Linked DNA regions of Mus musculus: region 1 is linked to region 2. The links are chromatin loops, found by intact Hi-C in ENCODE. Cell type or tissue: gastrocnemius. All regions are shown on one strand.

Region 1 (5,000 bases), 250 kb after region 2:
TCCTGAGACAGAGTCTATTCCAAGCTCACCAATTCATCTAGACTGCCTGCAGAAACCCCAGGGGTCTGCCTGTGACTCCCGCCCACCCAGCACTGGAAAGGCGAGCATGCACAGCTTTGCCTGGATTTTTACATGGGTGTGGGGGTCAAAGCCAGGTCGGCATGCTTGTGTAGCAAGCACCCTGTCCCCTGGACTACCTCCCCAGCCTGTGGTTGCTGTTGTCAAGCTCTCACTGAGCCTGCTTTACACACTATATATTATCATAAGCATGTGTACAGGAAAACAGACTGTTGACACAGAAGAGAGTGCTGGCTGCTTTCAAGTGTTTACCGGGGCCTTAGAACGTGTTCCTATCCTGTCCTGCCATCAGTGTGTCTACCAGCACCCCAGTGCCATCTACTCAAGCCGCACTCCAAACCCTTCTGCTCTATGGTTCTTGGTCTCACCTGAGACCTGACTCCGAGGCCCACCACCGTTCAAGGGATTAGGATGCCACTCCCCACCTCACCTCAGACTCCTCCTCGATCTTCATGCCTTCGATCTGCAGAAGGTCCAACAAGGTCCCAGGCTGCAGTGCCGAGGAAAATTTCTCTGGAAGGAAGGGCAGAGAGGTCGACATTTCAAAAGCACTGCTTTAATTAAAGCTGAGGACCCTGATTTCAGGGAAGACATGTGACATGCCCTTTGTGTGCTTGGGCCTAGCCACTATAGATAGAGTCCCTGCTGCTGGTTCTGTGAGCACTCAGGACTCAGCCACAACAGGCCCCAGTGGAGAGAGAGTCCCTGCAGCTGGTTCTGTGGGGTCCTTTTGGTTCATGTAGGCGTTCACCATCTTGGTGAAGAGGAGCTGAGGGACAAGCTCAGGTCTTGGCCAAGCAGCTGCCAAGGGCACAGCCATCCAGGAAGCCTTCCTACCTCACAGGGCCTAGGTCAGCTCTGCAAGGCTCGGGGCTAAGTTGGCAGAGGCAGTGAAACATACTGACTGCCTAGATTCAAATCCCATTCCAGGGCTAGAGAGATGCTCAGCTCTTAAAGGCTATGCTTGCAAATCCCAACTCCATCTCACTCTGGTGGGATGACCTCAGGCAAGCCCTCGGCCGGCTCCAGCCTTGTTTTCCTCATCTATAAAAATAGTAAGTTCAGGACATTTTTAATACTATGAAAATTATCACCAGGGTATACAATAAATATAAATACTCAAACATTTAGACTAACTACAGTACCTACACTTTTGCTTATTTGCTTATTATCATGTAAAAACATGCAAAGCACAGTGGCTACAATGGCTGCTGGCCCTCTCCGATTCTGGGTATCTAAGCATCCTTAGTATTCCAGCTGCCTCCCTCGTCCTCCTTTGAACAGAAGTATCAATCAGCAGGGGAGATGGCCAGAGTGCTTGTCTGTGGTCGGCTGTCCCTACCCAGCTTGGCTTTCTGCTCCTGGCACCGCTCCACAAGCTTCCGCAGCTCCTGGTATTTGTCTGAGAGGTTAGAGCGGCTGATTTCCAGGGGACCTTGGAACTCCAGGTTCTGCTCTGCCAGGCTCCGGTTCGTGGCCAGTGCCATCTCTCGTTCTAACTGCAGGTCCTGAACCTAAGGAAAGCAGGACAACTGACAATGAGCTTAACTGTAACTGGTCAGCCTCCAGCAGGGGGTGCTCCTGGACTCACTGCTCAGCTTGGCGCTCAGCCCTCAACCAGTCACAGAAGCCTGGGTTTAAAGGCTATGCAGGCATTGTGACCCAGGTACCTCACCACATCCTGATCCGGAGAGCCTGTGAGAATGACACATGGGAAACAGGCAGCAAGGCTAACCACCTAACCACGGCTTCCCAATAGACAAGTACCTGCAAGTGGTTCTGTGCTGTGCAGGCCACAGCTGAAGGAGACCACTCCAGTGGGAGGGATGAAACCCAGAGTCCCCACCATTAGCCCCAAGTGAAAAAGACACATGGACACACACACCATGCATGCATACACATGAGAGGCTGCTAGGGAGAATGAAGGTGACCCAGGCCAGACCAGAAGCTAGAAATATCTGAGGTCCCAAAGGTATTAGGGAGGGAGGCCCTGTAGCCCAAGCCACTGAGCAGGACAGATATCCCCGCCTCCCAGGTCAAACAGCCCACAGAGCTATAGATAGTCCCTCAATGCTGCCTGCTGAAAATGCTTCCCTAGCCAGCAAAATGGAGCCCTCATGCAGGCCCCTTGTTAACTGCCAGTCAGGCAGAAGCAGCCTTGGAACCTTGCCCAGCGGGCTACCATCTGCTTCACCGAAAGGAGAGCTGGAGACAGGGCCACCATCGCATCGCAGTACCACATGGCACCAGCAGAGGGGGCTCAGCACTGGCCACAGAAGTTAGGGAACAGGTCAGGGCCAGCTTCCACGGGGACCGAAGGGATCAACAACACAGAGCTTCTCCTTCCACCTTGGCCAGCATGTGGCACACCAGGCCAGATGGGCTCCCACTAGAACAGCCCCAGGAAGCCAGGGGGCATCCTGGACAAGGGGTTTCCAGAAGAGCCACCCTGCTCTGACCCCTGCTCAGGGCCTCGAGCCCTGTAGTTACAGCAGGCTGCAGCCTATTGGAAAGAGGAGTGCTGCCAGTTACCTCCTGCACAGACAAGGGAGTCCGGGCTCAGGGTTAGAACCCCTTTACCTGGACTGCCTGCTGTCCAGCCAGAAACGCCATTGAGCCCCTGGACAAGCTCACTGGCACAGGAGCAGAGAAACTGCTATGTGTGACTGTTAGCCAAGGTGGCTGGAGGACGGCTCAACAATTAAGAACGCATACTGCTCATCTAAAGAATCCGAGTTCAGTTCCCAGGACCCACGTCAAGTGGCTCACACCATCTGCCACTTCAGCTCCAGGGGATCTAACAGACTCTCTGGCCTCCAAAGGCACTGCACCAAACATGCACAAACCCACACCAGACATGCCTATACATATAACAAAAAATACAGTGTTAAAAAAGAAAAGGAAAGAAAACGCCAGGGACACTTGTGTGGCCACCTCTGAGTGTAGGGCCTGCCCTTCCTGGCCACACCCTTGGCATCCTTACCTGTCCACGGCTTTTCCCTGGGTCTGAAGCACTACATCTGTGCTGTGCCACCCTCTCCCTACCCTGGAGCCCATCTCTTACTAACACCCTATGAGGCCAGGAGAGCTGCACAGCTCCCTCTCTACAGAGATGAACACTCCCACCACCTTTCTCTTCTGCCAGCCCCACATGACACAATTACTGCCTTACAGCTATGACAGACAGACAGATAGACAGACAGACAGCTAAAGGCTTTCTGAGAGAGTAAGTAGCTTGCCTTACTTTGTTTCTGTCTGTCCCACAGTGAGTATTTTTTCCCCTCAGAGAATTCAACTCATTTGCTCAAACATGGCTACAGAGAAGGTTCAATCTGCCCTTGGCCAGGAAGCTGCATCCCTTACATCTCCGGGAGGTTGTGCTTTTCCATAGGGCTGAAGGCTTGCTCAGCTTGGAAGCAATGAACTCCCAAGAGCTGGGCTTGCTTTTGCTGAGCTCCACTCCCTTCAGGGACAAGACTAGGAACCCCTTACCATCCTGTTGCTCACTGTTGGCTGAAGAAATACTTAGGGCTAAAAAGATGGCTCAGTAAGCAAAGATGCTTGCTGCTAAGCCTGACTGACCTGAGTTTGAACCCTTGGCTCCAAATGGTAGGAGAGAACCAACTCCTGAAAGCTGTCCTTTGACCTCCACACTTGTGATGTGGCATTCATGCACAGATATGTGTGTGCACAGAGATAGGACACAATAAAAAGAGGAGACCCTTGGAGTTCAATGGCAAACATCCAGCAACACAAAATCTAAGATGCAGAGACAGCTATCAGTGACACTCTTGTTCTAGATTTCAAAAAGCCTACGTGACACTCAGGGAATTCTGGATTTCAGAATGTCTTGGAATTTGTGGGTTTTTTTATATTGTGGATATCTAACTAGTAAATCTATGCAAAACATTTCAAGGGCCAAGACGTAGGAAATCTGCAAAGCTTACACCCCAGGAACCTGTGGTAAGGGACACTCAGCTGTGCGTGACTTTGCTCCTATGCTGCTGAAACCAGGCCATCCAACCTCAGGGCTGCAAGGTGAGTCACACAAAGACCTCTCCTACTCCCTGCCGTGAGGAGGCCTTTCCAACCCAACCCTGGGTCATCTCCAATCCAGCAGAGACGCCTGAGCAGGGCTGGGGAGCAGGTGGGGGAGCAGGTGGCAGCAGAAAGCACAGCAGAGGTGGATACAGGACCATGTGCACCCATGAAGCAGGGGTAAGGGTCCAGGGAGGCTGACCGGGATGCTAACTGGACAACTGCCTGTTCTTTAACACAGTGAATTCACAGAGCACACGTCACGTCTGCTCATCAGGAAAAAGGGCACACGTGAGTGACCATCAGAGGAGCCTACTGTGCTCCCGCCCCTCCCTCAAACAGATGCTTCCAGGCCAAGGACCAGCTGCAGCTGCTCTGGGGGTACCTATGGGTATTTCTAGCTGAGTGGCCACATCGAGTCACCTGACCTCCAGCTCACAGGAAGGTCACAGGAAATAATGACAGTGAGGGCCGAGTCAAGCTCTGTAAAGATAGCAGGGTGGTAAGGGCCCTGTGATTGGAAGCTGAGAGGTGGGGTGCTGGCTGCAGTGGAGAACACTATGAAACATGAGTGAGCATATCACTGTGGGGGAAGATGCCCCCCCTCTCCCTAGTGCATGAGGGAGCTGTCTCTAGGCCCACGCTGGAACGCTATGAAGACTCCTGGGCCAGTTGGGTCCCTGGCTGTCCTAGTCCAAGGTGGACCCAGCACTCCCTATCATTCCCAGGGCTCCTAGAGGACCCAGGCCCTGGCTTGAAACCTCAGGGCTGCCCTAGTAAAAGCCAAGGTAAAATTCACAGCACCAGGTGAATCCTGGCTCAAGCTCCTGCTAAGCATGAATCCTTGACAAGCATTTGTCAGGGTGGGTGGGATGGCTCAGTGG
Region 2 (5,000 bases):
CCAACTGGCCTGAGGTGAGGCTACGGAAGTCTGCTGTAGTAACCTCATGAGTAGTTCTTGGGTGAGTTTCTCTCAATGGTGGCGTTATCACAAGTTGAGCTCAACAGCACTATGTAAAGCGAACCAAAACATGCATGTCTTTAGCAAAGATGAGATAGAGCAAACCAAACCCATGCTCAGTGCTCGTCTCCCACTGTCTGAGGTCAGATTTATACTCCATCATCACAGGTCCTTTCACATGTCTGCTATAACCAAACATCCTTTCTTTTGTGAGTTGTGTCAATCGTGCTGGCTCGTGTATGTTGGAAGCAGCTGAGCAGGGGTGTCAGCATCCTCTCTTAGTCCTCAAGGGTTCAGGGGAAAGGGTTGTGGATGCAGATAGAGATGACACTCTGTGAGGGGTACACAATGAGACCCATGGTGCCAGAAGCAGGGTGCAGAGCTTCAGTGGATCCATGGCCACTTCTGAAGCAGAGGTGAGCGGCTCCGCAGGGGAAGCTCTGCAGGGTGCAAGAGGCTGGATGTGATAGTGCACACCTCTGATCTCAGCACTTGGGAAGCGGAGGCAGGCAGATGGCTGTGAGTTTGAGGCCAACCTGGTCTACATAGGGGGTTGTAGCCTAGCCAAGGCTATATAGTGAGACCCTGTCTAAACAAAAAACAAGCAACAACAAAAAAAGTAAGCGCAAAAATGCCAGGACTGGATTCCTGGAGTCTTGGGAACATAGAACAGAAGAAATATGTAAGAGCCAGACGTGTAAGGTGTGTGTGCATATGTGAACTGTGCATGCAGGAGCTGGGGACAGAACCTGAGTCCTCTACAAGAGCACCAAGTGCTCTCAACCACTGAGCCAACTCCCCAGCCACTTGAAAAGCCCACTAAAACATCCAAATTAGAAGTAAAAAGCAGAAAAGGGGGATTTATTCAATGTGGCCACATTGGGAAGAGGAACAAAAATCCATTGACATCCCCCTTCCCCAGTGCATCTCCAGGACAGATACACACATCTAAGCAGCCAGTCAAGGTGTGATCCAGTCCACCTCCGACACACCAGTGTCTACACAAAGTGACCTGAAAAGTTATTAGAAATATGTGCACACACACACACACACACACAAAGACAGGCATAGAGGCAGAGGCAGGCTGGTCTTTGTGAATTTAAGACCAGCCTGGTCTATAGAGTGAGTTCCAGGATACATAGTGAGAACCTATTTTTTTTTTAAGATTTATTTACGTATTATATGCAAGTACACTGTAGCTGTCTCCAGATACCCCAGAGGAGGGCATCAGATGTCATTATGGATGGTAGTGAGCCACCATATGGTTGCTGGGATTTGAACTCAGGATCTTCAGAAGAGCAGTCAGTGCTCTTAACAGCTGAGCCATCTCTCTAGCCCCGAGAACCTATCTTTAAGGGGGGGGGGGGGGAATCAAACTTTTAAGGGTAAAATCTCATTTCTAGGAAACAAGTACCCTCCCCGCTGCTGGAGTCTTTTCCTTCTCCCAGATTGAGACTCCCAGGGAAATCCCACTTCTTGGAGTCCATTGTTTGAATAGTCTGAGAGTCGGCTGGAGAAACCCGCATTTTCTCCTCAGGATATCTTCATTTCCGCCAGCCTGGTTGTACTTGGTGTGGGCTGTTAGCTCTTTATGGCAGCCGAGGGAGGCGAGAGACTGTAGCTGGACAGGTCTGGGTTCTAACAGAGAAGAGCCAGCCACACATCTGACCACTCCTCTGAACACAGGACAGGCCCTCATAACAAACACACATATTCCAGCATTGAGAATCCCTACACTCGGATGAGGCCTGGGCGCCCAGGTGGTACTTTAGGGATCGTTTTGACTGGGTCTATTCGGTGGAAAATCTGGAGACTGCCTAGACGTTAAGTTACCTGCACCGCTTGCTGGCTCGTCAATCAGCTCGAGGACAAGCCCAAGGCCTGGCAATGCGAGGCTTCTTGCCTGTCCAATCTTGCCCTCCCCTGTTCACCCTCAGGCAGGCCGAGCAACTTGCCCAGGGAGGCACCGCTACTAATGTAATAATAATTGCTCAGCGGGGGGGAGGGCCCAGTGCACATGAGAATGAATTTCTGAATTTGATTTGGGCAGTTTCTCTGACCTGTAGTTCTTTCTACTTTCTGACACTAGGTGGCACTCTAAGTCAGGATTTGCATTGATCATTCAGTAGCCCTGGAGCCCTGTAAAATAGACACTAACAGGTGAGAGGCTTTGACCTTTTCGTGTGAACGCAGCATGTCTGTGTGTTACAGCTAATAAACACCTTGGCCATCAAGCTGCACTTGTTGGGAACATTCTTTGCATTGTTGCTGTTGTCTCCGGTTAGAGACAAGTGTTTCTCTTACACACAGCAAGAGAACAAAATTCACAGAGATTAAGAAGGTGGGAGCGCTGCCCAGTGATCCAGTGCTTGCTCAAGAGAGTGGCTGCTGCCTTCTCCAAGGTCTGTCCAGGGAACAGTGGCTTTGGCATCCCCATGAGCTTGAAAGAAATGCTACTCGGCCCCTTCCCAGAGTACTGAAACTGTTTGCATTGTGACAAGGCTGCAAGCTGCCTGGTTAGGTTTGAGGAACACTGAAGTACCTCAAGCTCTTAAGCAATCATCTTCTAGAAACCTTGCAAGCCTTACAGACCTCCGGGGAGAGAGAGAAACTGCAAATGCCAGGGACTTGAAGGGGGTTAGAGAAACCAAAGGCAGGCTCTATGAGGTGACAGCTTCTTGCTCACTGAAGAGAAGTGGGAAGGCACAAGGGCAGGGATCTAAGCAGGGCCAATGCGAGAGAGGAAAGGACTCAGGGCCCTGTATAATACCCAAGCTGACATCCCCTTAAAAGGCTTCCAGTCTTATGCCTCTCCCATCCCAAAGGAATAAAGCTGTTGCTGTCCCTTTCTCGGGCACTTGATCTTCCCAAATGGATAATTAATTTTTTTTATTGAAAAATTTGTTTTTCATTCAATATACTCAGATCATATTTTTCTCCTCTCCCAGTTGCTCCCAGATCCTTCCCACCTCCCTACCCATCCAACCCTATGTTGTTGTTGTTGTTGTTGTTGTTGTTGTTGTTGTTGTTCTTCTTCTTCTTCTTCTTCTTCTTCTTCTTCCTTCTCTCTCTCTCTCCCTCCCTCTCTCCCTCCCTCCCTCTTTCCCTCCCTCCCTCAAACCACACACACACCTACAAAAACAGAAGTCAAAAGAGGCAAAACAAAACAATAATACAAAAAGAAATCCCTAACAAAGCAAAATGAGAGGGAAAAGTCTACAGAAATACTACTCAGTTTGGCTTGGTTTTTGTTGGCCAGCTACTCCTGGACATGGGGACTGTCCTATAGTGTGGTTAATATACCTGGTGAGATTCCTTCAAACAAATCTGGTTCTTTTTACTCCAGCCAACTGATGGCAATTGCTGTTGTTTAACAAGCCATCCCAAGACTTAGTGGTATAAAAATAACTGTGGATGAGTTTGGCAGGACAGATATGGACAGGGAGAATGTATCTCTGTTTCATGGTTTCTGGGACCTCCGTTGGTGCCAGGCTCAAAGTCAGGATTGCCTGGTGAACTGGGGATAGAATCACCACAGATGCAGCTCCTTTCCTACCTGCTAGATGATAAGGGTGTCAGCAGCTTGGCTGGGCTACCAAAGACAGCTCCAGGCGATCTCTCCACATAGGGTGACTTGTACTTCCTCACAACATGGAGGCTGAAAGTTCCAAGAGCCAGCACCCCATGAGAGCCAAGCAGAAGTACTCAGCCCTCCATGATCTAACCTTAGAAATGCTAATGTTGCATTCCATTAGCTGGGGGTTATCCTGGAGTCTGAAGAAGAGGGACATAGATCCCAGTACCTGAGGGGTGTCCAGGCGACACAGTAAGAAGATCACATGGAGGGGAGACCATACTCAGGCCAGCTTTGGAAATCCCAGTACTTAACACCTCTCCAAGAAAGTCTATCTAGATGTATGCAGAGTCATTTCAAAAGCAGAGAGCCGAAACCACACGAGCAGAAGAGGACAGCATCTGAGTGTTGTTTTATGTTGAGATGCGCAGAACAGAAAATATCACTCTGATTAATCTGTGCTTTATCGCTATAAGAAGCCCTCTTTAGTTTTGTCTTAATTATTTTGATTTATTTTAATTAACTTATTTTGTTTTATATCCAAGCTGATCTCCACCTCCTGGTCCGCTTAGTGTTCCCACCTCCTGAGTGCTGGGACTGCAGGTGTGTACCACCACACCCAGATGAGAGGCACTTTTAAAGACCTGCAGCTTCTGGCTTATTTAGAAAGAACAGGGTCAGCCTAGGCTACAGTGGGAACTTACTCATGCTTTAGATAAAGTACACAAAGGTGTGGGTAAAAATCACTAGTGTTCTTGAAGCAGAGCTCTGGATTCAAACCCTCTGGCCAGTGACCAGCTTTCATCCCTGCACCTCTGAAGAAAAAGATTAGCTGGAGACTCAGACAAGATCTGCAAGCACCACCCTTGTGTGCTAGCTACTCTGGACAGAATCTTGATGGCTTAAACTACCGGCGAAACCTAAACATGTTTATGACTTCCTAATCTCCTGCTGCAAAATGCATGATCAATATTGCTAACCATCCTGTTAGCAGCACGCCTTTTAACCTGCAGATAAATGGTGTTTGCGGAGGAAACAATCTGTTTCTATGACTCCCCTTCGGTAGAGTGAGTCAGAGTATCTGAGATGCAGATTTATGATCACAAGACAAACGGTTCTTGATGTAACTAAACAATAGGATGGCGGTGAGCTCAGGCCATGCCCAGTGATCCTGTGAGTCCCACAGGCAGCCCTGGTCCTAGGGTAACATTAGACATTTGGAGGCGCCAAAGAAACAGAAAATAGTTTGTTGACTCAGAGAGACCCGATTCACTCACCTGAGGTTGGATGTGCCATCTGGCTGAGGTCTGGAGCTGGTCTTCAACTACTGCAATGAAGAACTGAGATTCCCCACCACTAAACCAGG

What was found. Hi-C counts contacts between places; a loop is a spot of excess contacts. Peaks named below come from ENCODE experiments on the same cell type or tissue, not always from the same donor. Only the 100,000 strongest peaks of a DNase experiment are listed, where the experiment ranks them.
Region 1: it touches region 2 in a loop (4-fold over the local background); 24 of 42 quality-filtered maps call a loop at or near these places.

What each region holds. Positions count from the first base shown.
Region 1 is chr19:10,706,862-10,711,861 of GRCm38, reverse strand. Vps37c (vacuolar protein sorting 37C) reads right to left here. Exons shown (of 5, transcript NM_181403.3): 3 at 1,421-1,592; 4 at 509-591. Among named protein-coding and RNA genes, the nearest start is that of Vps37c, 21 kb to the right of the region's middle. In gastrocnemius, CTCF peaks have their summits at 1,654 (motif pointing right) and 2,319 (motif pointing right); DNase peaks (open chromatin) are centred at 944, 1,514, 2,279 and 4,197; H3K4me3 peaks cover 222 bases; H3K27ac peaks cover 2,738 bases.
Region 2 is chr19:10,956,902-10,961,901 of GRCm38, reverse strand. No RefSeq gene overlaps it. Among named protein-coding and RNA genes, the nearest start is that of Ccdc86, 10 kb to the right of the region's middle. In gastrocnemius, a CTCF peak has its summit at 2,135 (motif pointing right); DNase peaks (open chromatin) are centred at 2,138 and 2,376; H3K27ac peaks cover 1,633 bases.